3 separate regions of the Mus musculus genome follow, and all the other regions are linked to region 1. Evidence: chromatin loops called from intact Hi-C (ENCODE). Cell type or tissue: heart. All regions are shown on one strand. Each heading gives the region's core, and the rest is flanking DNA. Links, peaks and the distances in the headings are about the cores only. Region 1 holds the start of Hspa4 (heat shock protein 4). Region 2 holds the start of Uqcrq (ubiquinol-cytochrome c reductase, complex III subunit VII). Region 3 holds the start of Aff4 (AF4/FMR2 family, member 4).

Region 1 (7,654 bases), core at 2,655-7,654:
TAAGGCAACTCACAATCAACTCTAATTCCAGTTCTGGAAATCTGACACCCTCTTTTGGTCTCTGCAGACACAACTGAACATACATATAAAATGCAGGTAAAACACCCATACGAATCAAATAAATTGAAAAAAAAAAGTAGGGGCTGGAGAGATTGCTCTGCTGTTAAGAATTCTTGTAAACCTGGGTTTGATTCCCAGAGCCCACATGGTGGCTCACAACTATCCCCAACTCCAGTTTCTTGGGATCCATCTTCTGACCTCTGAGGGCACCAGGCCTGTGTACACATGGTACACAGACATAAATGCAGGCAAAACCCCATACATATAAAGTAAAACTGAAAAAAATTTAAGAAGAAAAAATCTGTAACATACAACTTACCATTTTAGTTGGGTGGTGGCGCATGCCTTTAATCCCAGCACTAGGGAGGCAGAGGCAGATGGATCTCTGAGTTGGAAGCCAAGCCTGGTCTACAGAATGGGTTCTAGGACAGCCACAGCTACACAGAGAATCCTGTCTGGGAACAATAACAAAAACAAACCTAAATTCAAATCCAAAACTCCATCTCCCCCCAAAAAAACCCCAGAGTTTAAAACTAACTTGGGCTACATGTGACTCTGCCTTAAAATTTCACACCAGAGTCACCAAATATATTCACAAGGTTGAGCCAACATTACTGAAGTTTTCATCCTAAGGGAAACTGTAACAGTAACTGACACGTAACTCTTCAGGCTCTCTCCTCACAAGTCTGTCAGTCAGTCAGTATCCCTCAGGCCATTCCGGGTTTGTCACAGGGTGGAGTCCTGCAGTTTCTCCCGTGGAGTTCGGCTTCTTTCCTTTGTCATGTTTCAGTGTTCCTCCACGTTGTTGCTTGGATCAGTTTCATTCACGCTTGTTTGTTTTGGCACAGGGTCTCACTATGTAGACCTAGCTGGCCTTGAACTATCAGAGATCTATCTACCTCTGTCTCTGAGATCTGCGCTACCACACCTTAGTTTCATTCTCTTTTTTTGTTTTTTTGTTTTTTGTTTTCTGAGACAGGGTTTCTCTGCGTAGCCCTGGCTATACTGGAACTCACTCTGTAGACCAGGCTGGCCTCGAACTCAGAAATCCGCCTGCCTCTGCCTCCCAAGTGCTGGGATTAAAGGCTTGCACCACCACTGCCCAGCCTTCATTCATTTTTTTCCCTAAGATTTATTTATTTATTATATGTAAGTACATATGTAGCTGTCCTCAGATACTCCAGAAGAGGGCACTAGATTTCGTTATGGATGGTTGTGAGCCACCATGTAATTGCTGGGATTTGAACTCGGGACCTTCAGAAGAGCAGTCGGCGTTCTTAACCACTGAGCCATCTCACCAGCCCCTCATTCATTTTTTAAGGCTGCAGATTTCAATGTATGTGTGTGTGTTTTACATATACAATATTTATATATACATGTACATACATATATATTTATATGTACACATATGTACACACACACACACACACACACACACACACATCAGTCAAAAAATTCATTTACTGTGCAAAGCCCTTAGGTTCAAACCCCAATACTTACTAAACAACAACAAAAAACCCCACTCAGCCACTATTAGACATTCAGATTATTATTTTTTTTTTTAAAGATTTATTTATTTATTATATGTAAGTACACTGTAGCTGTCTTCAGACACTCCAGAAGAGGGAGTCAGATCTTGTTACGGATGGTTGTGAGCCACCATGTGGTTGCTGGGATTTGAACTCCTGACCTTCGGAAGAGCAGTCGGGTGCTCTTACCCACTGAGCCATCTCACCAGCCCCAGATTATTTTTACACTTATTCATTTATATGGCTATAGTTTTCTGTCATCCAAGTTGGCCTTGAATTATTCTGTTATTCTAGGGCTGGTCTGGTCCTTCTGCCACTACCTCTTGAGTGTGGGATTACAGGCATGTACATCTATGCTCTGCTCCTTTTGGCCTTTGGATGTGTTGTTCTTTCTCTCCAAGGTCTCATGTAGTCCAGGCCGTCCTTTAACTATGTAGCTGAGGTAAGTCTTTTTTTTTTTTTTTAAGATTTATTTATTTATTATATGTAAGTACACTGTAGCTGTCCTCAGATATTCCAGAAGAGGGCATTAGATTTCGTTACGGATGGTTGTGAGCCACCATGTGGTTGTTGGGATTTGAACTCGGGACCTTCGGGAGAGCAGTCGGCGCTCTTAACCACTGAGCCATTTTGCCAGCTCCTGAGGTTAGTCTTGATCTTCCCCTGCTCCTACTGCCGCAGCCTTGTAACTGCTGGTATATCAGGAGTGGGCCACTCTCCCTAGCTTACTCTCTTTTTCTAAAGGTTTGTTATGTATTCATTTATAAGACCCTATTACCCTTTCCAGTAGCATCTGGTTATTGTCTTTAGTTCAAATGTGAGGATCTTCTGGTAATTGGCAAATTTAAAGATGGTACCATTTTGGCTACTAATGAATGAAATGCCTCCAGAGGCAGCAATAAATTCGGAGAGACTCTTCTTTCAAAGAAATGGTAAGTGCTTTGTTTGCTTGGATATTAACTTTTTGGGTGATTACTCTTACTGGATCTGTCCTCTAGGAATACAAAACTTACTGTAGGCCATCCAATGTAAGGGCTGGCCAGAAGACTCTGTAGGTACCACCAGGCTTCATGTCTGAGTTCAATTCCTGGAACCCACAGTTGTCCTCTGATCTCTACATTTATACCATGGCACATAGATAAATTGATAAATGCAAGCTCAGCAGTTAAGAGCACTGACTGCTCTTTCAGAGGTCCTGAGTTCAATTCCCAGCAACCACATGGTGGCTCACAACTATCTATAATGGGATCGGATGCCCTCTTCTGGTGTGTATGAAGAGAACAATGGTGTACTCATAGACATAAAATAAATACATCTTTAAAAAAAAAACAAACAAACAAGGAGCTGGAGAGATGGTTCAGCGGTTAAGAGCACTGGCTACTCCTCCAAAGGTCTTGAGTTCAATTCCCAACAACCACATGATGGCTCACAACAATCTGTGATAGGATCTTATGCTCTCTTTTGGTATGCCTGAAAACAGCTACAGTGTGCTCATATAAGTAAAACAAAACAAAACAAAACAAAAAACCCCCAAAACCCTTTCCTGTTCAAACCTTACTAAATACTAAGTAATGTATTGCTAGTTTTCCCCTCTATCACGGCCTTTTTCTTTTGTGGAACGTCTTCCGAGTTGCCACTATTTTATGCCTATAACTCTCATTGTTAGATCAGGATTGATCAAGGTGATGTGGAAGTAAAAGGGAAGACCAACCTCTCACAGGATCATTACCACGTCTAAATCAGAACAGCTGAAGGATAGATGTTTCCTCCTTGGATGTGGAGACTGTGTCAGGGCTCTGGGCTTGGGATTTTATAGGGCAGCAGAGGAAACTTTTGGGTGGGAAGATATTTCTGCCGACCTACTTTGTGCTTTCCCATGCACATACATTTTGGTGGAGTCCTTACTATGTTGGCATCTATGCCAGGAGTCTGACATGTTGATCCCTGGTCTGGAGCTTTTCTACTCCTAAGTACCCGAAGGGAGTTTCTCAGGTGCTGGGGGCTTTAGGCTATTAACCCTCACTTATTACCTTTGACTAGAAACTCTTTGCTCTCTCCTGATGGTGATAATCCAGAGTGTGTGTGCGCGCGTGCATCCACGTGTAGAAGTGCTGTGAGGGCGGCCATGTTCTGTGAGGGCGGCCATGTGCTGCACAGAGGCTTGAGGGAGAACAGATATCCCCTGTTGCTCTCTGATGTAGTTTTTGGAGGCAGGGTCTCTCTCTGAAACTGGAGCTCTAGTTTTTGGACTAGGCTGCTAGTCAGGGAGCCCCTCCAGTTAACCTCTTGTCTTTGTCCTGCTAGGTTCTCGATGACAGATCGAGATTGGGATTCAAACCCCAGTCTGTATGGTTTCACAGCACGTATTAACTGTGGAGCCATCTCTCCCGCACGGTTTACTGTGTTGGACACCGTTAGGCACCTATGAACAAGAGGTGACAAATAAGTGAAATTTAAAAATCCTTTCAGTTTTGTGGTGTTGGGGATCCAGTCCAAGGCCCTGAGCCTGCAAGTGTTCTAGCACTGTACTCTATATCCTCAGCCACAAAACAGCCAGAAACCGGGAAACTTAGGATCTTCCTCCTGCACTCTGGGTTGGTAATAATCAGAAACGCGTTGAAGCTGGTTCCCCTCCAGCTTTCCGCAACTGGCTAACGTAGTGGTCACTATAGTTTCAGATTCTTTAGTTTAACGCAGGGTGGGGGCATGGCTGTAAGTGGGTCCCAGCACTAAGGAGAAAAGAGCTTCCGAATTTCAAGGTCATCCTTGAGGACTGTCCTGCAGGACATTCTGTCCCCTCCCCACCTACTCTATATAATAATGTGTTAGCATTCACATAAACGTGACACTGGTCTTAGACCTCCCACTCCACGGAGCATGTGATTTGGACCCTTGTGTCCAGCTCAGGGAAAACACCTAGGACTGAAAGGTCCCTCGTCTGATCACGGGAAGTGAGTGGTTAAAAGTAGGTGGAAGCGTGGCTTCGGATTCTTTTAGTTAGCGCTTGGTTTTAATACTGAGTTTTACGTAGAGCCGAGCTGAAACCCTTAGCGCCCTTAGCAGGATTAACTCGAGTTCACTGTGGGGCCTTAAAAAAAAAAAAAAAAACCCTGCAGAGAGCCTGCAAAGTCACTGCCGGAAGTCCCTCCGCGGTGACGAGCACGGCGGAAGTGGGTTCAATGCAGCTCCCCGAAGAACTGTCTCACTCCCGCTCGCCTGACTTCTGGATGGGAGGCGCCCTGCAGCTCAGGGAGGATTGTGGGGGGCTTCTCCGCGCAGGCTCAGTGGCCCACTTCGCGTCGGACCGCTTCCGTCCCCCCACTTCCTTTCACGGTTCCTGTGCCAGGACGTGACGCCAGACTTCGTCAGACGGGAGGAGCCTTGGGAGGAAAAGCGTCTGAGCCGGGGTCTCGCGAGAACGTTTCGTTTCAGCGCAGTTCTCGCGCTGCAACCTTGCTCCTGTTGCAACGAGAGCCTTCGAGATCTTCTCCGCCTCCGCGACCGGCGCCTCCTCTGCGGCCGTGGAGCCGGAGCCGCGGCCCGAGCGGTAGAGGCCCCCGTCTTTCTCCAAGCCCCAAGCCTCCTAGCGGACGGTCGTCCGGCTTCGCCCGCCCAGCCGCGGCGCTCCACCGGCCCACGCGGCTCGCCCTCTTCCACGCGCCAACCCCGCCGGGTTCCGTGTGCAGTGTCGGCGGCCGGCCCTGGGCCCGAGCCGGAGCAGTAGCCGGCGCCATGTCGGTGGTGGGCATAGACCTGGGCTTTCAGAGCTGCTATGTCGCTGTGGCCCGCGCCGGCGGCATCGAGACGATCGCTAACGAGTATAGCGACCGCTGCACGCCGTAAGTGGGGCTTGGCTGGCGGGGTCGCCTCGCTTTCCGGGCGAGGGTCCGCAGGAGACCCCCGCCGAGTGCCGGGTCGCCCGCGGCTGCCACCTGCTTCGGATCCTGGGCCTGCGCCAGGCACGAGGCCCTTTCGCGCGGGCCAAACGAAGGCTTTGAGCCGGTACTCTGATCGGCGGAGGGCAGGAGCAGGAACTGAAAGAGAAGGCGGGCCTGAGACCGTGGGATGGACCGACCGCTCTCACCTCCTTTTTTGGGGGGGGGGAGGGTTTGGGTGGTTCGGTCTGAAACGAGGTCCAGGGCTTGCTGAGCTCGTCGAATCCAATAGAGGTTCAAACTCGGCCCACGGCGAGCATTTAATAAAAGTTAACTTGCAAGATTGTGGCCTCGGGACTGGGAAGCGCTCTGAGTCCCACGTGAGTGGGGGCGGGGTGGCGCCCGGAAGATGTGGAGTCTGAGTACCCACGGCAGGCCCTGAATAAAGTCCATGCTTTTCTTGATAGCGTTTTAACTCCCTTCATTCGTTTTTGGATATTGAGTTAGGTTGGGTCATTCCTTACCCAGGCTGCTCACCTATTCCTTAACAGCGTTAGTTTTTCATGCTAATGAATTCCAGCCGGAAGGTTGCCACAATTGTTAATGCATGACTCAAGGGCTCTGTTTGACTTCTAGAACTTACATGAAGTTATGGGACCAGTATAGACAAATCTGCAAAAAAAAAAAAAAAAAAAAAAAAGACTCACTCAGAGCTTGCTGGAGTAAAAGGGAGTCTACTTTTTAGATATATGTAGGATTTTTTCCCCCACATTTAGCCCAGGATGACCTAAAATTTTCATTCTGCTTCTGTCTGCTAGAATCTGGTATTACAGGTGCGTTAAAATTTTATTTATCTGGCGCTGGTGGCACAGGCCTTTAATCCCAGCTCTCGCAGGGAGGCAGAGGCAGGCTGCAGTGAGTTCGAGGCCAGCCTGGTTCATAGAGACCATTTCAGGATAGGCAGGGCTACGCAGAAAAGAAAGCTTTGTCTTAAAAAAGATGTTAATCTACTGAATTCCTTTAGGTAAACTTTGGAAGAAGCTCTGTTGTTTTTGGGTTCACAGTCCCAGATCATTGTTTTTATCTTGTTTTTAACCAACCTTCTGAGGCCAGTTTCCTGTCTCCCAGACTGTTTTGAAATAACTTTGTGTCTGGGAATGACTCTTAATCCTCCTCCCTTCATCTCCCAAGTGTACAGGTGTGCAGGCACAACACCCAGTTTGCTGTACAGTGGGGGCTTGAAGCCAGGGCTTCATGCATACAAAACAAGCACTCTACCAAGTAAGCTATTGCCTGGCACCCAATTCTCGAGTTTGGTGCCACAGAGCTCTGGTACCATTATCAGAGTCAGTTTTCAACGTCCCTTCCCACCCCAGTACCAAGCTCTCTTCCCATTTGTCCTTTTTAAGCTAGGTATTATGAGTAGTCTTTGTTTGTTTGTTTCTTTTTTTTGAGACAGGGTTTCTCTGTGTAGCCCTGGCTGTCCTGGAACTAACTCTGTAGACCAGGCTGGCCTCGAACTCAGAAATTCGCCTGCCTCTGCCTCCCGAGTGCTGGGACTAAAGGCGTGGGCCACCACACCTGGCAGTATGAGTAGTATTTGTACAGAGGTATCTTGTACTGGCATTTGAAAAGTTAAACATTTTTGCTTCTAGTCATTTTAGCACTAATTTCGTATTTGGTAATGATGCTGCTGGTTCCTCACTTTTGGGAAGATCATCTTTCCAAGAAATTTCAACAGTCTGAGCTGAAGATTTGGCTCTTTGGGCAGAGCCTTGACCTGCAGAAGCCTGAGGCTTGGGAAACACTGCTCCTACCTAGCCTTCCTTTAGATTGCCTGAACCTGCTCCTCTCTTAGATGGCAGCTGTGGCAGTTTGCCATGAGTTTCATTATTTGAAACTTTAGGAGTTGTTTTCTGCTGGCAGTTAAATTTGCATAAGGACTGAATAGGTCATTAATCCTGTGATTGTGCACACTGCATGCATACTTCCTTTGCCTTAGTTTTCCTATGTATTTTATTTTTTTTTAAAGACAGGCTACATAGCTGTGGCTGCTCTAGAACTCAGTGCAAGACACTGCTGGGAGTAAAGGTGTGCACCACCACACCCGACTGTATTTTTTTTTTTATATGACAAGGCCTGACTCTTAGGCTAGCTTTTGAGGGAACTACAGAACTGCAGCCTCCTGAG
Region 2 (7,654 bases), core at 887-5,886, 130 kb before region 1:
AAAAAAATTTAAAAAAGGAAACTCGAACAAGATAAAATCTATTAGTTTCTTAACTAAAGATGCTGTAGGAAACAAATAAAACAGTGTTATCAATGCTATTGGCCAGGGATGTAGTAGCAGAGGGCGTAGCTAGCATATGTGAACCCCTTGCCCTCAATTTAATCCTTAGTACCACCACACCAAAACAAAAAAACAAAAAAAAAAAACTTTAAACTTTTTAAAAAGTGCTAACTTTAAAAGAAAAAGTTTGTTTCAGTTGGACACTGAGAATCATGCAAAATAGAATTCACAGGATGGTGAAAACCTGTGTGATTCCAGTACTTAAGGAGCCGAGGCAGAAGGATGCAGAGTTCTGAGTACAGACTGGGTAACAGGGGTAGATCCTGCCTCAAAACAAACCAAGGGACCCAAATCAAAGTGTGGCTCCTTCTGGTAACAGAATCGGTAAAGCCTCTGTCTTTTCTCCCAGCCCAGTTGAGCAACCTCCTCTTACCCACCTGTCACCTGGTTGCTGGGTGCCTGCTCTTGCTGGGCACAGGGACTGAAGAGCCGGACGGTATTGTAGAGGTGACTTCTGCTGGGTTTGGGAACCCCCTCTTTGGTAGCATACGTCTTATAGAGCTTTTTCATGTAGTAGAGTGCTCTGGAGTCAGGCTGCAGCTTAGGGGTCTCACCTCGCCTATCAGATAGAACCTTAAAGAGGGGGGGCAAGAGGCCAGACCTGTCAGTCCCATCTACAGGCAGCAGCAAGGACCAGGGGTCTGCCTCAGACTCCACATTTTCACTGGCTCCACTCTGGGATTCTTCAGTAGAAGCCTGAGAGCTAAGGCTACTAAGAAAACACAGCCAGGCAAAGCAGCAAACCCCCAACAGGAAGTTGCTGGGAAGTGCCATGACTTGGGAGAACTAAGAAGGAACGCATCTCCTCGTGCCAGTCTTCTTTCTAAAGGTCGGGGAGGCCCTGGCGTGGTCCTTAAATAAAATCTAGGTGTGGAAGACTGACTTCACTTCTGTAATCAGACCTCAAGCATGCCTAGCTGTACATTGTTTCTTATCAGCTCTACAGCAGTCAGCTGACAACACGGTTTTATCCAATTTGTTCTCATTAGATACAGATTTATCTACTTATTTGGCTTTCTTTCCCTGTTTCTCCTGGACATTTATTTCAAACCCACCAAGTATCGTCACCCTAGTGGACTACTTATATAGGTGAGAGCCCAACAGAAACCCAAGGAATTATAAAACAAAACCTCTTAGGGCTGGAGATGTGACTGCAGAAGTATTAGGTTTATTTTTTCCTCTTGATTCATCGTCTATCTCCACAGCTCCCACGTCCAGGTGGTTAGAATAACTGATGGCTTACTGCACAGTGAATCAGAGAAACAAAGTCACAATGGGTTCTGAAATTCCAGTGATGTTAGGCTGTTCAGCCTGTCCAGGTGGCTTAGTAGAGGGGTTGTAAAGTTGGCCCAAGACAACAGCTACTTGCAATGTGCTTTGAAAAAGGACATCAGGGCCCAGGTGTAGAGGTTCACGCCTTTAATCCCAGCATTCAGGAGACACAGGCAGGTGGATCTCTGTGGATTCAAGCCAGCCTGGTCTATATAGAGAGTTCTAGGACAGTCAGAGCTACATAATTTTGAGAGACCCCATCTCAAAATAAAAAGAGGACATCACCTTTAACTTTGAGCAATTAAAACATACAATGTCTTGGGGCCAGAAAGATGATGGATGACCTGGCAGTTAAGGGCACTGGTTGCTCTTCTTAGAACAACCATTTATAGCTCCACTTCCAGGGGAGCCAATGCCTTTCTCGGGCATCCTTAGGAATACAAAACACCCATTATAAAATGAAAATAAACAATTAAAAAAAAGCCACAATATCTAGCTGGAATGGCAAGATAGCAACTTGCCGCCAAGCCTAACGACCAAAAGTCATCCAGTCCTAAAGGCCTAACTTCAACCCCTGTGATCCACAGAGAAAAAGGGAGAAGAGACTTCTACAGCTCGTCTTCTGACCTACACCCCTAGCACTTACATACCAAATACATATTTTAAAATGTAGTGACAGTACAATATCCTGATGCCCTTGTTTTGGTCTACAATTCACTTGACTATACTTTGGTTGAAAAATCTTGAGACATCAGCAAATGCAATTAAATAGACATCGTATTTATTCTTTAACCAACCACCCAGATGGCAGAAATCAGGACAGTGTTTTAGTCCTTGATTAAAGTATTTGTGTCCCGGCCTTGGAGGTGAGATCAAGCTAGATAATGTTTAAGGAAAATGGGGGCAGGGTGGAGGTGGGGGGGAGAATGTGCAGGTGCACCATGAAAGGCTATCTAGCACCCCTTGGAAGGAGACTATCTCTTGGGAGAAAGTCAAAACACACTAATGACACAGGATAAAAAAAAAATCAGTTTGCCCAGCACCAGATAGATAAGGCTGAAGTACTCTTGCAAAACTGAAGCTCACCGCCAAACTGCCCCAGTTTGATTGCCAGATTATTTACAGCCAGTTAACCCATTTACAGCCACTGAGAGGAGGAGAAAGGGCGGTGAGTCCCACAGGATAATATTAGCTAGGAGAATGAATGCACTTTAGAGAAAACATAACAGTTCCTTAGAGAGTGGGGTCTGGGTTTGATGACACACTCAGCCCAAACCCACCACTTTCTCCTTGGCTCCCATCACCACTATGTGCGTCTGACAACTGCCACACTCGTTCGTGGCTGAACTGGGAGAAACGTTTATGTCACATCTTGGACAAGTCTACAGCCTGCCAGTGGCTTGCTAGGCAGTGTGTACCAAAGCTCTAGATCCGTGTCCTTAATTTTGTACTGTGGTCAGTGAAGGCCCTTTTGGTTATGAGGACCACATATACCTGGTGGAGAGTAAGGGACAGCAGAAGAACGAGGAGAACAAGTCTTTTTGTTTTTTCTTTTTAATTTTTGAGCAGCTGCCGGCTGTTATGCAAAGGCCTGGTACTGAGCGGAAAGGACCGCCTCTTGGAACACCCAGGTGCTCCTAAGCCACGCCCATCACCCTAATCCGCGCCCCATGCACCTATAGGCCCCGCCCCGTGCACCTCTCGACGGGGGACCTTACGGACGTATCCACCTAAGATCCCCAGGGTGGCTAATAAGCCCCGCCCACTTGCTTGGCACCCCTCCCACCAAGCCACCATTCCTCTTCAAGCCCCGCCCCTTGGCAACATCAACCTCTCCCGTGCGTTCACTACTTACCGTAAGCCCACAAGCACCTCTATAAGCCCCACCCACGTGTCGCTAGAAGCGCCTCTAAGCTCCGCCCAGCCCTCTTGGTACTGGTCCTTTCCGGCTACACGAAGGTCAGGCCACGCCCACTCAGGTCAACTGACAATTTTTTTTTTGAGTCTCCCCCTTGAGATCGAAAGAAAATGGTAGTTCCCGGAAATGACTTCACGTTCTCTAGGCTCGGCTTCCGCTCCTCCCGGAAGTGACGGGCGAAAGCCGGCTCAGAGCTCTGGAGGTAGAGGTGACCGATCCTGGGGGTCGGTGTTAGGCCGTGGGAGGTTTTTCGCGAGACTGAGCCACGCGTCTATCTTCTGTCCCAGGGCCGCCGTCACCATGGGCCGCGAGTTTGGGAACCTGGCGCGGATACGGCACGTGATCTCCTACAGCTTGTCGCCCTTTGAGCAGCGCGCCTTCCCAAGCTATTTCAGCAAAGGCATCCCCAACGTGCTGCGCCGCACTCGCGAGCGCATCCTGCGCGTGGCGCCGCGTGAGTGCGGGGCGGGCGGGGTACAGCCGCGCACCTCTCCTTCCGACGCCCTCGCGGGGCAGACGTGGAGGAGTTCTTATCATATCGAAATGACTGGCCTAAGGTCACTTGGGTGACTCCAACGGCTCCCTCTGAGGTCATCGCTGGCCACTATCTGTGATGAAAGGCTGATGCAATCAGTGTCTTGTGTTAGATGTGCGGCCGATTTTGCTGTCGGTTTCATGGCATTGTGAATATCCGTGAAGGTGCACTTAAATTTGATGGAGAGGTTGAGGCCCGATCTTGCTGTAGAAGCCAGGCTGGCCTTAAACTTGAGATTTTACTGCCCTCTCCTCGGGACTGTTGGCTGGAATTGTAGGCATGCGCCAGCACAACAGTACTTTTTAAAATGGTGAAGATTATGTTAGGTAAATTCCGTGATTTTTTTTTTTTTAATTTGGTGTTAACTAGGAAAGCGAAGGCCACATCTTCCTGGGCTGATATCTTTGTTTTGGTTGCTTATAAAATGGTTGTGTACTATAACCATTTTGAACCTCTTATTAAAAGTAGTTTCTGGTCATAATGGTGTCTACATTTAATCCCCAGCAATCCTGAGACAGAAGCAGGTGGATCTATGTAGTTTTGAGGGAGTTCTAGACCAGCAAGGGCCTTATACTGTGAGCTTGTCTTAATACAGCAACAGAAACTTAGGGCTGGGGATGGTTCAACATCTTTCCTGCTCTTTCAGAAGATCCAGATTCCATTCCTAGCACCCATATGGTGGCTTACAATCATCTGTGACTTAAGTCCTGAGGGATTTGCCATTCTCTTACTCCCTTAGTCACCTCGGTATGCCCTGAGCCACAGCACGCACGCATGCCTTTAATCCCAGTGCTTAGGAGGCAGAGGCAGGCAGATCCCTGAGTTCATGGACAGCCAGGCTTACACAGAGAAAGAAACCCTTTCTCCAAAACCAAACAAACAGTTGAAGCTAGGGACAGTAGAAGGACAGGCAGAATTGGTTGAAAGTCAGAAAGGAGGACATGGACTGACAGAGGTGGGTGGATCTCTTGTTTGAGGTCTGTCTGTCCACTCAAGGAGGCCATATCAAAAAAGGAAAAAAAAAAAAAAAAGCCAGAGAGCTGGGGCACTGGTGGTTGTGGTACAGGTGCCTGTTCATGTAAATGACCCAGTGTGGTTCCTCCCAGCACCCACATGGTGGCTCACAGCCATCTATATAACTCCAGTTCCAGGGCACCTAACATCTTCTTGCCCCCAGGGAGCTACATGCATATGTATGATCAGACATGCATGTAAACCCCTCCCCCCCCCACACACACAATAATAATAAAATAGAAACTTTTTAAAATGTCTGTACTCATGGCTTCCTCTCTTGATCCCTACAGCGTTTGTAGTGGTCTACCTGATCTACACATGGGGCAACCAGGAGTTTGAGCAGTCGAAAAGGAAGAATCCAGCCATGTATGAAAATGACAAGTAGACGGCCTGCACCTGGGTGACAGTCCCCTGCCTCTGAAAGACCCTTCTCTGGGAGAGGAATCCACACTGTAGTCTTGAAGACAATAAACTACTTATGGACTTCCCTTTGTGACTTTGTGTGCTTAGTTTGAGACAAGGTCTCACTGTGTGTCCCTGACTGGCCTGCGTCTCCTGAGAAATCTGCCTGCCTCTGCCTGCTATGTCATGGCGATCACCACCATGCCCAGCACAACGTTGTTTTGGCAATATGCAAGTTCATGACAATCCCTTTCTCAGCACAAGCCCTGCAGGGGCTGTGGTAGCTATGCATAGCGTGGAACCTGGAGTGCAGGGTCCCAACCCTCTGCTCCCATCACATCCTTAAGGTCTAGGGACAACACTGTAATCAGGGTGTCAGGTGGACTTGCTAGACACAGATGAACTTTTAACTCGGCAGCCTTTGAAGTAAGCATTCTAATCCCTTTGCTGATGAGGAATCAGAGTTTAAGTACTTTGCCCAGAATCATATGACTGAGTTGGTAGAGCCAGGTACCAGTGTGTGATCTTAAAAGCAAGCCATGCTGCCTTCCTTAGGTAGGGAAGGCCTTCCTTAGCCTAAGGGATTTCATCTTTGAAAGGAAAGCATGAGACATTCCCTTGACTGCTACAGCCAAGGTCAGGCAACCATGGTTGGTTATCTGTCATGTTGCCAATCCAACAGTGGCTTTTAGTCATATGTGGACCACAGAGGCTGAAAAGATCTATCACTTTGTGGAAAAGATATACCACCTGCTCTAGATATACACCTTTGGGTGTCTTTAGTTTCTCCTCACCTAGAGATGATAGGGTGGGTGTGGTTGGCAATCCTGAGCTGGCCCTGTCATTTGGTTAAGGACTGTAGCAATTTACAGTCCAGTCGGACTCTGAGACTTTTTTGCCTGATGATCGCTAGCTAGTACTAAAAGTTCTCAGAAGAGAGCAAATGACTTCCAACAATAGTTGCTTAGACTGTGAGGCAAATGGGAAATAGCTATGTCTGACAGTCATACACCCACACCCTTAGAACACTGGTTCTCAACCTCCCTAATTCAAGCCTTTAATACAGTTCTTCATGTGGTGGTGACCCCAACCATAAAATTATTTTGGTTGCTACTTCATAATTAATTTTGCTAGTGTTATAAGTTATAATGTAAATGTATTTTCCCGTAGTCTTTGGTGATCCTTGTGAGAGGGTTGTTTGATCCCCAAAGCGGTTGTGACCCACAGGATGAGAACCACTGCCTTAAATTGTCATTTCTGCAGCCTTAAGTGTCTTATCTGTAAAATGTATCAACAGAAAGTGCTGAGGTTGTCTGTATTGGAGATGGCGAAATGAGTGACCCCAAGAGCTGACACCATACCCAGTCCAGTTTCCCTGTTTGGCTCTGTCCAGATTTATTCTGAATGGTCTAAACAAATGAATCAGAGACTCTTAAGAATCTGAAATAGCTACTAGGCTTGGTGGTGTATGCCTTTAATCCCAGCACTTGGGAGGCAGAGACAGGTGGGCAGGTTTGAGGCCAACCTGGTCTACAAAGAGAATTCCAGGACAGCCAGGGCTACACAGAGAAACCCTGTCTCAAGCCAAAAGCAAACCAAAAAACCATTCAGAAATAATCTGCAAAACCCCAAGGAGGTGGAAGTATAGCTATATCCATCTTGTCTTTGGACACAACAGCTCAGAAAACTCTTTGCTGGGCAGTGGTAGCACATGCCTTTAATCCCAACACTTAGGAGGCAGAGGCAAGAGGATTTCTGAGTTCAAGGCCAGCCTGGTCTACAGGTCTACAGAGTGAGTTCCAGGACAGCCAGGGCTACACAGAAAAACTCTGTCTTGAAAAACCAAAAAAAAAAAAAAAAAAAAAAAAAAAAAAAAAAGAAAACTAACTTCTCTTAGCCCAGAGCAGATGAGTCTCTTGGGCTGACCCTTTAAAAAAATATATTACTGTATGTGTGTGCATGTGTCACAGTGTGCGTGTGGAGGTTGGAGGACAGCTTTGTGAGGTCACTTCTCTCCGTCAACCTTTATCTGAATTCCAGGGATCAGACTTGCAGTGCCATCCCTCTGAGCATTGTGAATCGGCTCTGATGTTCAGGGTCCTGCTCATGGCTGACAGTGTTAAGGCTATTTTCGGCCTGTTCCTCACAGACTCTTCCCCTCTGAGCTGTGTGAGTGTTCAGTGGAGCTGACTTTACGTGATGGAGGACCTGCAGGGAGCTGAGCTGTCTGTCAGTGTCCAGTGGAGCTGACTTTACGTGATGGAGGACCTGCAGGGGTCTGAGCTGTGTAACAGTGTCCAGTGGAGCTGACGTTTCATGACAGAGGACCTGCAGGGGTCTGAGCTGTGTGACAGTGTCTAGTGGCGCTTTGTGTGACAGAGGACCTGCAGGGG
Region 3 (7,654 bases), core at 816-5,815, 50 kb before region 1:
AATTCATTGTTTCAATTTTTCAGAGGAACTAAAAAAAGTAAAAATATGAGGACTACAGAAAGCTGCAAAATCTTATTTATAACATGTAGCAAAGATTTTTATCTAGAATGTTTGTGGAATCTAGACATGCTTGTAATTTGGGAGGCCAAATTAAAAGCTGGGTATAGTAGTACAAACCTTTAATCTCAGCACTTGAAAGGTAGAGACAGGTGGATCTCTATGAGTTCAATGCCAACCTGGTCTACATACAGCAAGTTTCAATCCAGTTGTGGATACAAAATGAGATCCTGTCTCAAAAACAAACAAAACGGGCTGGTGAGATGGCTCAGTGGGTAAGAGCACCCGACTGTTCTTCCGAAGGTCCAGAGTTCAAATCCCAGCAACCACATGGTGGCTCACAGCCATCTGTAACAAGATCTGACGCCCTCTTCTGGAGTGTCTGAAGACAGCTACAGTGTACTTACATATAATAAATAAATAAATCTTAAAAAAAAAAAACATATCTTTAAAAAAAAAAAAAAACAAACAAACAAAACAAAAACCTTTGATTTTTATGAAAGGCACTACAAAAAAGGGGGAAGTTTCCATACATTTTGAACTCCATTTTAGGCCAATAAGTAGTCAAGAAGAAGAAATACCTGTTAAACACCTGTTTTCTTTGTTCTTTTCAGGTACACATAAAACCATGACTTCTACCTTACTACCTCAAAAATAAATAGATTAATAAATAAATAAATAAGTAGAGCCATAGCTTTTAGCAGTCTTCATCTTCCATAGCACTTTCTGAAGCTAATCCCCATTTCCCTCCTTTCAGATACTGATCACTTACTTGTTCATCTAACTTTAGGTTACCTGTAAACTCTTAGATCGGATAGATAAACTATTCCAACCTCAAAATGCTATCAAATTCAATCTAACTACATAAATACTGGAGAGGATAGAGAGTTAGAATAAACTCACTCTGAAGACACTACAGTAGATCTTTAAGAAAATCACAACATGCAAGTGGAATCATTGTTCCAAAAGGGATGCAGTAACCTGAAGACAGAAGAGACCACATGAATCTGAATGTAAAACTATGACATACAGAACATTAACTAAAATAAAAACATTCTCTTTATAGGAATTAATCACACAACTTCACCAAGCACTGTATGTCACCTTACACCCCCAAACTGTGCAGCTTGATCCAAATCACACACCTCTAAGCCCACCCCACCCCAACCAAACAGTAGAGATTTGGCTTTTGGCTATTCTCAAGACTCCCTACCTTGTCTCCACCTGAAGCAAAATTTTACTTAAAATGTGCCTACTGTTCCTACAGAGCCAACAAAAATCAGCCTGCAGATAGCCACAAACTGAATGACAACTGCTGGTATTCATTTAAAAAGAAAAGAAAACAGACTGCGTCTAGGTTTTCAGGAAGTTCATCATGAAAGGCAACTTTTTGAAAATAACTTTTTAAAAAACAACTTTTTGAGACTTTTTGTTTGGAGACTGAGGGCTGCGAAAGTTAGTGACAATAAGGAACATAAACCTGAAGAAGTTGAAGAAGCCAGCTTTGTTAAAAACCAAGTGGCCACTTGCCAACACTTCTTTACGCATATGTGACCAAAGACGACAGAGTCTAGGCTTCCTCTTGGTCCACATCAGCTTCTCATCAAATCTCGAATTAAAAAGAATCTCATAAACATTTCAATACTGATAAGTTAAAAGGACCATCCAAACAAAAGAGTTTATAAAGCTTCGGAGAATCAACATGGAAACAAAGCTTTAAGCTTTGAACCTCCCCCCACCACCACCTCGGCTCCACAAAAAGCACACATTTTAAATGTCACACAAACAGCCTATTCACGGGCACCTAGGGCTTAGATTCCGGCACTGGAAAGGAGGCTAGCTTCAGTTTAAAACCTCAGCGGGGAAGAAAAACCAGAATTCTGACTTGCAACTGACGAAACTCGGAGAACCCTGAATCGAACTCTTGGTTCGAACTTCACTCACAACCATTTTCAGATCAGGGCTCTCGACTCCCCATAAAGGTGTCATCTGTGAATGAAAAGCCTAATAAGGAGACCCCACAAACACCCTGGGCTCCTGTACCCCATGATCCGTTCTCAGAGAGTGGGAAGCAACAGCAAAGTGGAAGGAACAAAGCACTGACGTCAATTACGAGATTAACCCTGCGCACAGGCAGCTGGGGAGGCCTAAACATCAATACCCAAAGCCCGGCCATGGCGATCGCCAGGTACCAGGCCGGTTCCGAGCGGGAAGGAGGGTTTCTCCTATTCCAACCCAGGTTCCCATTTTTCCACTCAAACCCCATCGACCATCAAGGACGGAAATTAACACCCCCCCAGCCTCCCCCCCTTTTTTTTTTCTTTCGGTGGAGGGGAGGTGGGAGAGTGGGGGTGGGGGGAGGTGCGCAGGATCGCGAGAAGGAAGGCGAGAACTAGTTGAGAAATGATAGCCAGAATCTGGGCCTATTTTCTCTTTAACTAGGAATGACTTGAGTCAGACGAAGGAAAAATTTTTCAAAGGATAAATCCGCCGACCGAATCAAAGGGAGGAATGGAGGAAGGGACAACGGGGGGGGGGGGGGAGGAAAAAAAGAAGAAACGGCCAGATGATGGGCGTCTGGAATGTCGGATGGGAACGGCTTGGCCTTTAAAGAAAAAAAAAATGATTTTTCTTGTTTGAAATTGATTTCGGAGAGAAAGTGGGACGAGAAAACGTAGGGCGAAGCCGGATCCAGGGGCCCCCCGCCCCGCGGGTCTCCGCCAGCGTCAGCGGCCGGAGCCTCGCCTTCCCCGCGGCGCGGCCGCGCCTCAGACGTCAGTCAGTCAGTCAGGCAGGCAGTCAGGCGGCTTCTCACCTCCAGTCCCCGCTCCGCTAGGCCCGAACCATTTCCCGACCGCGGCTGCGGCGGCGGCGGCGCCCGGCCTGCACCTTCACCGGACGCGCATTCGGGCCCGCCCAGGAGGCGGCGACCGGCTGCCTGGGGCGAGGGGCAGCGGCCGATCCGGAGGCCACGGGGAGCCGAGGCGGCGCACCTCACACCGCGGACGCCAGGGTTCCGCCCCGCTCCATGACGGCCCGGCCGAGCCCCGGACGGGTGACTGAGGCGGGGGCGGGCTGACGGGGCCCTGGCACCAAGATCCCCGCCCCGTCCGCTGGGGGCGGCGGTGGCGGCGGCGGCGGCGACGACTCGACTCCCGCAGCCGGGACTGGGACTGACGCAGTGGCCGCGGCCCATGTGACCAGGGCCGGGCTGCTGCGAGCGTCACGTGACCAGGCCGCGCCCCTCCCGCAGGCAGCGCGGGGGCTGCGGCCCTGCTGCTGCTCTGGAGGCGGCGTCGGCGGGGCTGACGCGCGGGCTGACGTGCGGGGGCGCCTGGGCCCGGGGCTGGGGAGCGGGGATGCGAAGCGCGGGTCGCAGCAGGTTCCGCGGGGCCGCACCAGCGTCAGACCCGGGGACAGAACCCGGCCCGGGGCACACGCCCTCCTGCGCAGCCCGCTAGGGAGGCGCCGCGGGGCGGGGCGCAGCCCGGCCGACCGGTTTTGGGGTGCAGGTGAAGGCCCAGGCCCTGCCGCCCGTGTCCCGCAGCGCACCGCAGGAGTAGAGAGGGAAGGATGACGTGGAGGTCCGCAGCGACGTCGTCCACTGCTGCGTGTGACTTACTGTGGGAGGATAAGCCGGCCCTGCATCGTCTTAAAAAAATAAATAAATAAATAAATAAATAAGTAAATAAATAAATATCAGCCTCTGTGGGCTACTTAGTGGATTCAAGGCCAATCTGAGCTACTAAGAAAACCCTGTCAAAACAACACACGGCGACACACACACACACACACAAACACCATCGCTCTTAACATCCTGCTAGTCCAGACAAGCCATAATTTAATTGGAATCAGTAATTAGACAAAGTTTTAAGGTTTCCTAGAATCCAGTAATAGTAGCGCAAGAAAAGTGTCCTCTTCCTCTACATCTGAAAAACATACAATCCTGTCATTGGTGTCCCATGTCTCTTATCTGCTTTCTTTATTTGATGGTACCTCATGCAGATTCTCCACCTCTAACATCTTGAAACACTTCACTCGTTATTTGTAGTTTGTAATTTCACAGTTTGGAAATCCACTCAACTACACACGAGTTCTAAGCCATGTCTCAAAACCACTATCGAGGTATGGTCTGGCGCACACCTTTAATCCCACCACTCTGGAGGCAGAGGGAGGAAGATTTCTGTGAGGCTGATATACATATCCAACACTGGGCAGGTCAAGGATATATAGTGAGAGCCTGTCTCAAAAAGAAAAACACTAAATAAATCTTAAGTTTTACATAGGGTTTCCTCTGTGTAGCCCTGGTTGCCCTGGATCTCACTTTGTAAAACAGGCAGGCTTGGTGCTCAGAGATCTGCCTGCCTCTACCTCTGCTTCCTAAGTGCTGGGATTAAAGAAGTGTATCAGTGTGCCTGGCCATCTTTTCTACTTCCTTATGAAAAATACTGGTGGTGGTGAGATAGTTCAGTGGCTTAAAGGCACTTGCCCACAATCTTGGTGACCTAAATTCTATCCCTGTAGCACACATATATATCTTTCCTTAACAGGTACATTCACACATCACACTCACATATAGACAGCCACTTGAATGCTACAACAGGGGCCCAAACTGAGGATGGAGACACATGGATGTAATCTCAGCTACTCTGCAGCTTGGGGAAGGAGGATTGCAAATTCAGCAAATATTCCTAAACTGTATAGCAAGTTTGAAGCCAACTTAAGTAATTTAACAAAGTCCTGTTTCAAACTAAAAAAAAAGGGGGGGGGAGGCATGGGAAAGGGCTAGTTATTACTTTGGGGAGGCAGAGTTCTGTGTTCATCTGGCTGGCCTCCAATTTGGAGATCTGCCTGCCTCTGCCTCCCTAGTGCTGGGATTAAAGACGTGCACGACCACTGCCTTCCCATAGTTACTTTTCTTGTTGCTGTGATGAAGCAACTTGATGAGGGATGACTGGCTTGCTATTTGAGACAGTACAATCTTCTGTGTTGGCCAGGGACGATATGGTAGCTAGAGCCTAATGCAGTTGTTCACATCTGGGCAGATCAGGAGGGAGAGAGATAAAAGCTGGGACTCAGCTACTGTCTCATTTTCCTCGTTTTATTCACTCTGGTACCCAAGCCCATGAGATGGTGCCGGCTACATTCAGGATGGTTCTTGTTCCTCAGTTAATCATCTCTGGAAACACAAGGCAGAGACACACCCAAAATACCTCAAAAAATGCCCCAGGCATTTATTTCTTAATCTAATCAAGTTAACAATAAAAATTAACACAGCATGGTGTGATGGTACCCTCCTTTAGTCCCAACACTTGGGAGACAGCCTCAGGAGAGCCTAGAACTCACTACATAGCAGACTTGAATTTCTGGTTCTCCTGCCTTTGCATTCCTGTGCTGGGATTACAGATATGCACCCTTTTGCTTGACTTAACAGTTCTAACTTTGTTCAAAGATCTGAGACTTGGGTCAGTCTTCCTAGATGCTCCTGTAAAATGAAAAACAAGTTATGTTCTTCCATTAAACAATGGTGTGGAGAAAGCATTCACATTCCAGAAGTGGGGAACAGGAAAACAGCCAGAAAAGATCAGACCAAAGCAAAACCACATTGCAGCAGGGCTAATGTCCACTCTTGCAGCTCCATGTTCAGTATGCAGGGCTTGTAATGGCTCCTCTAAATTACCATAGGCTTGTGGAGTCTGGGAGGAGGCATAGTGGGAAAGCTGGGAGAAGAGTGCTTGCCTTTTATCAAAGTCATGTATTCCATCCCAACGTGGCAAAAACAAGTGTGACATTGCATGCCTATAATCTTAGCACTCAGATGTGGAAGCAAAGGGTCAGGAGTTTAAGGTCATCTTCAGGTGCAGAGTAAGTTCAAAGCCAATTTAGGACACTAGAGACACCTTAACCTCCTCCCCCAGAAAAGAGGTTTTCAAGATATCAGTTCAGTCAAGTTAGTGATTCATTAAAAACGGTTTTTGTTTGTTTGAAATAGTCGCGTATAGTCATGTGTAGTTTTTTTTTTTTTTTTTTAAAGATTTATTTATTTATTATATGTAAGTACACTGTAGCTGTCTTCAGACACTCCAGAAGAGGGCGTCAGATCTTGTTACAGATGGTTGTGAGCCACCATGTGGTTGCTGGGATTTGAACTCTGGACCTTCAGAAGAGCAGTCGGGTGCTCTTACCCACTGAGCCATCTCACCAGCCCTCATGTGTAGTCTTGAGTCCAGGTATTACCACACCTAACCTTTCGGTCTCTACCTCCTGACTGCTGAGATTGAATTCGCACCCCACTATGCCCAGCTTTAAGCGATTTGTCAATGGCATGTATAATGGCAACAGTTTCTAGAGATACATTTGTTTAAAATGTTTCTAAGGAACTTTGTTTCATTTAGTTAATCTGATCCTAGATTGGTTCCTGAGATGCCCCAGATATGGGTAGAGGCTGATGAGCTAAAACTATAGACTTGAGCTGCAGAAATGACTCAGCCAACCATTAATATCACTAGGTGCTCTTTTTAGAGGGTTCAGGTTTGGTTTCAAACACCCACATGGCCCCTCACTACTGTCACTCTAATTCCAGGGGATCTGACACCCTTTTCTAGCCTTGTTGGGGCACCAGTATGCATGTGGTGCACAGATACACATACATGCAGAACATTCATACACACATTCACAAATCTAAAAATACCGGCAATCTAGCCAGGCAGTGGTAGCACTTGCCTTTAATCCCAGCACTTAGGAGGCAGAGGCAGACAGATTTCTGATTTCGAGGCCAGCCTGGTCTACAGAGTAAGTTCCAGGACAGCCAGAGCTATACAGAGAAACCCTGTCTGGAAACCCTCCCCCCCCCCAAAAAAAAATGAAAAAAAAAAAGAAAAAAAAAACAGCAATCTAAGCAATTGCTTAGTCATGGATCTAAGCAATCTTTGTCATACTAGGTCACAGTTCAGATGTGTTTTAACCATCAAAAAAGTTTACCGTCTTGATTGTGAGATTTTCGGAAAGTTACAAGGTTACAACTTGGAAAGTAAGTTAAAGATTACATGAGGTTAGGCCTTAAGTATGATTGCTGTTGTCTTTTTTTTTTTTTTTTTTTTTTTTGGTTTTTTGAGATAGGGTTTCTCTGTATAGCCCCAGCTGTCCTGGAACTCACTCTGTAGACCAGGCTGGCCTCAATCTCAGAAATCTGCCTGCCTCTGCCTCCCAAGTGCTGGGATTAAAGGCATGCGCCACCACAACTGCCCAGCGATTGCTGTTGTCTTAACAGTCTTATTTGCCAAGACTGGCCAAGTACCTGCCAGCAGTAGGGAGGCAGAGGCAGGAAAGTCTTCCAAGTTTAAAGCCAGCCTGGTCTACACCATGAGTTCCAGGTCAGCCAAGAATACACAGTAAGATACGATTTCAAAAAAATCCAAACTAAAAAACATTCACTTAAAAAAAAAAAAAGAATCTTGTCCGGTCTTGATGGCTCAGCAGTAAAGAACACTGATTGCTCTTCTAGATGGTCCTGAGTTCAATTCCCAGAAACCACATGGTGGCTCACAACCATCTGTAATGGGATCCAATACCCTCTTCTGGTGTGTCTGAGGACAGT

The links. Peaks named below come from ENCODE experiments on the same cell type or tissue, not always from the same donor. Only the 100,000 strongest peaks of a DNase experiment are listed, where the experiment ranks them.
Region 2: a loop joins it to region 1, with 2.0 times the contacts of the local background. A loop is called at or near these places in 4 of 42 quality-filtered maps.
Region 3: a loop joins it to region 1, with 3 times the contacts of the local background. A loop is called at or near these places in 20 of 42 quality-filtered maps.

Annotation. Positions count from the first base shown.
Region 1 is chr11:53,297,834-53,305,487 of GRCm38, reverse strand. It overlaps Hspa4 (heat shock protein 4), which reads left to right and starts at 5,009. Exons shown (of 19, transcript NM_008300.3): 1 at 5,009-5,428. The coding sequence starts at 5,322. It overlaps Gm30525 (a long non-coding RNA gene), which reads left to right. Exons shown (of 3, transcript XR_388638.4): 3 at 1,884-2,083. In heart, for the core only: a CTCF peak has its summit at 5,161; DNase peaks (open chromatin) are centred at 4,937 and 5,567; H3K4me3 peaks cover 3,080 bases; H3K27ac peaks cover 2,722 bases.
Region 2 is chr11:53,426,646-53,434,299 of GRCm38, reverse strand. Uqcrq (ubiquinol-cytochrome c reductase, complex III subunit VII) reads left to right here and starts at 3,469. Exons shown (of 2, transcript NM_025352.3): 1 at 3,469-3,764; 2 at 5,150-6,378. The coding sequence starts at 3,611. The coding sequence ends at 5,244. It overlaps Gdf9 (growth differentiation factor 9), which reads right to left and starts at 1,014. Exons shown (of 2, transcript NM_008110.2): 1 at 498-1,014. The coding sequence starts at 894. In heart, for the core only: no CTCF peak of the experiment used is centred there; a DNase peak (open chromatin) is centred at 3,229; H3K4me3 peaks cover 2,375 bases; H3K27ac peaks cover 2,257 bases.
Region 3 is chr11:53,346,348-53,354,001 of GRCm38, reverse strand. Aff4 (AF4/FMR2 family, member 4) reads right to left here and starts at 3,235. Exons shown (of 21, transcript NM_033565.2): 1 at 2,873-3,235. In heart, for the core only: a CTCF peak has its summit at 3,081; DNase peaks (open chromatin) are centred at 2,231 and 3,241; H3K4me3 peaks cover 2,968 bases; H3K27ac peaks cover 2,690 bases.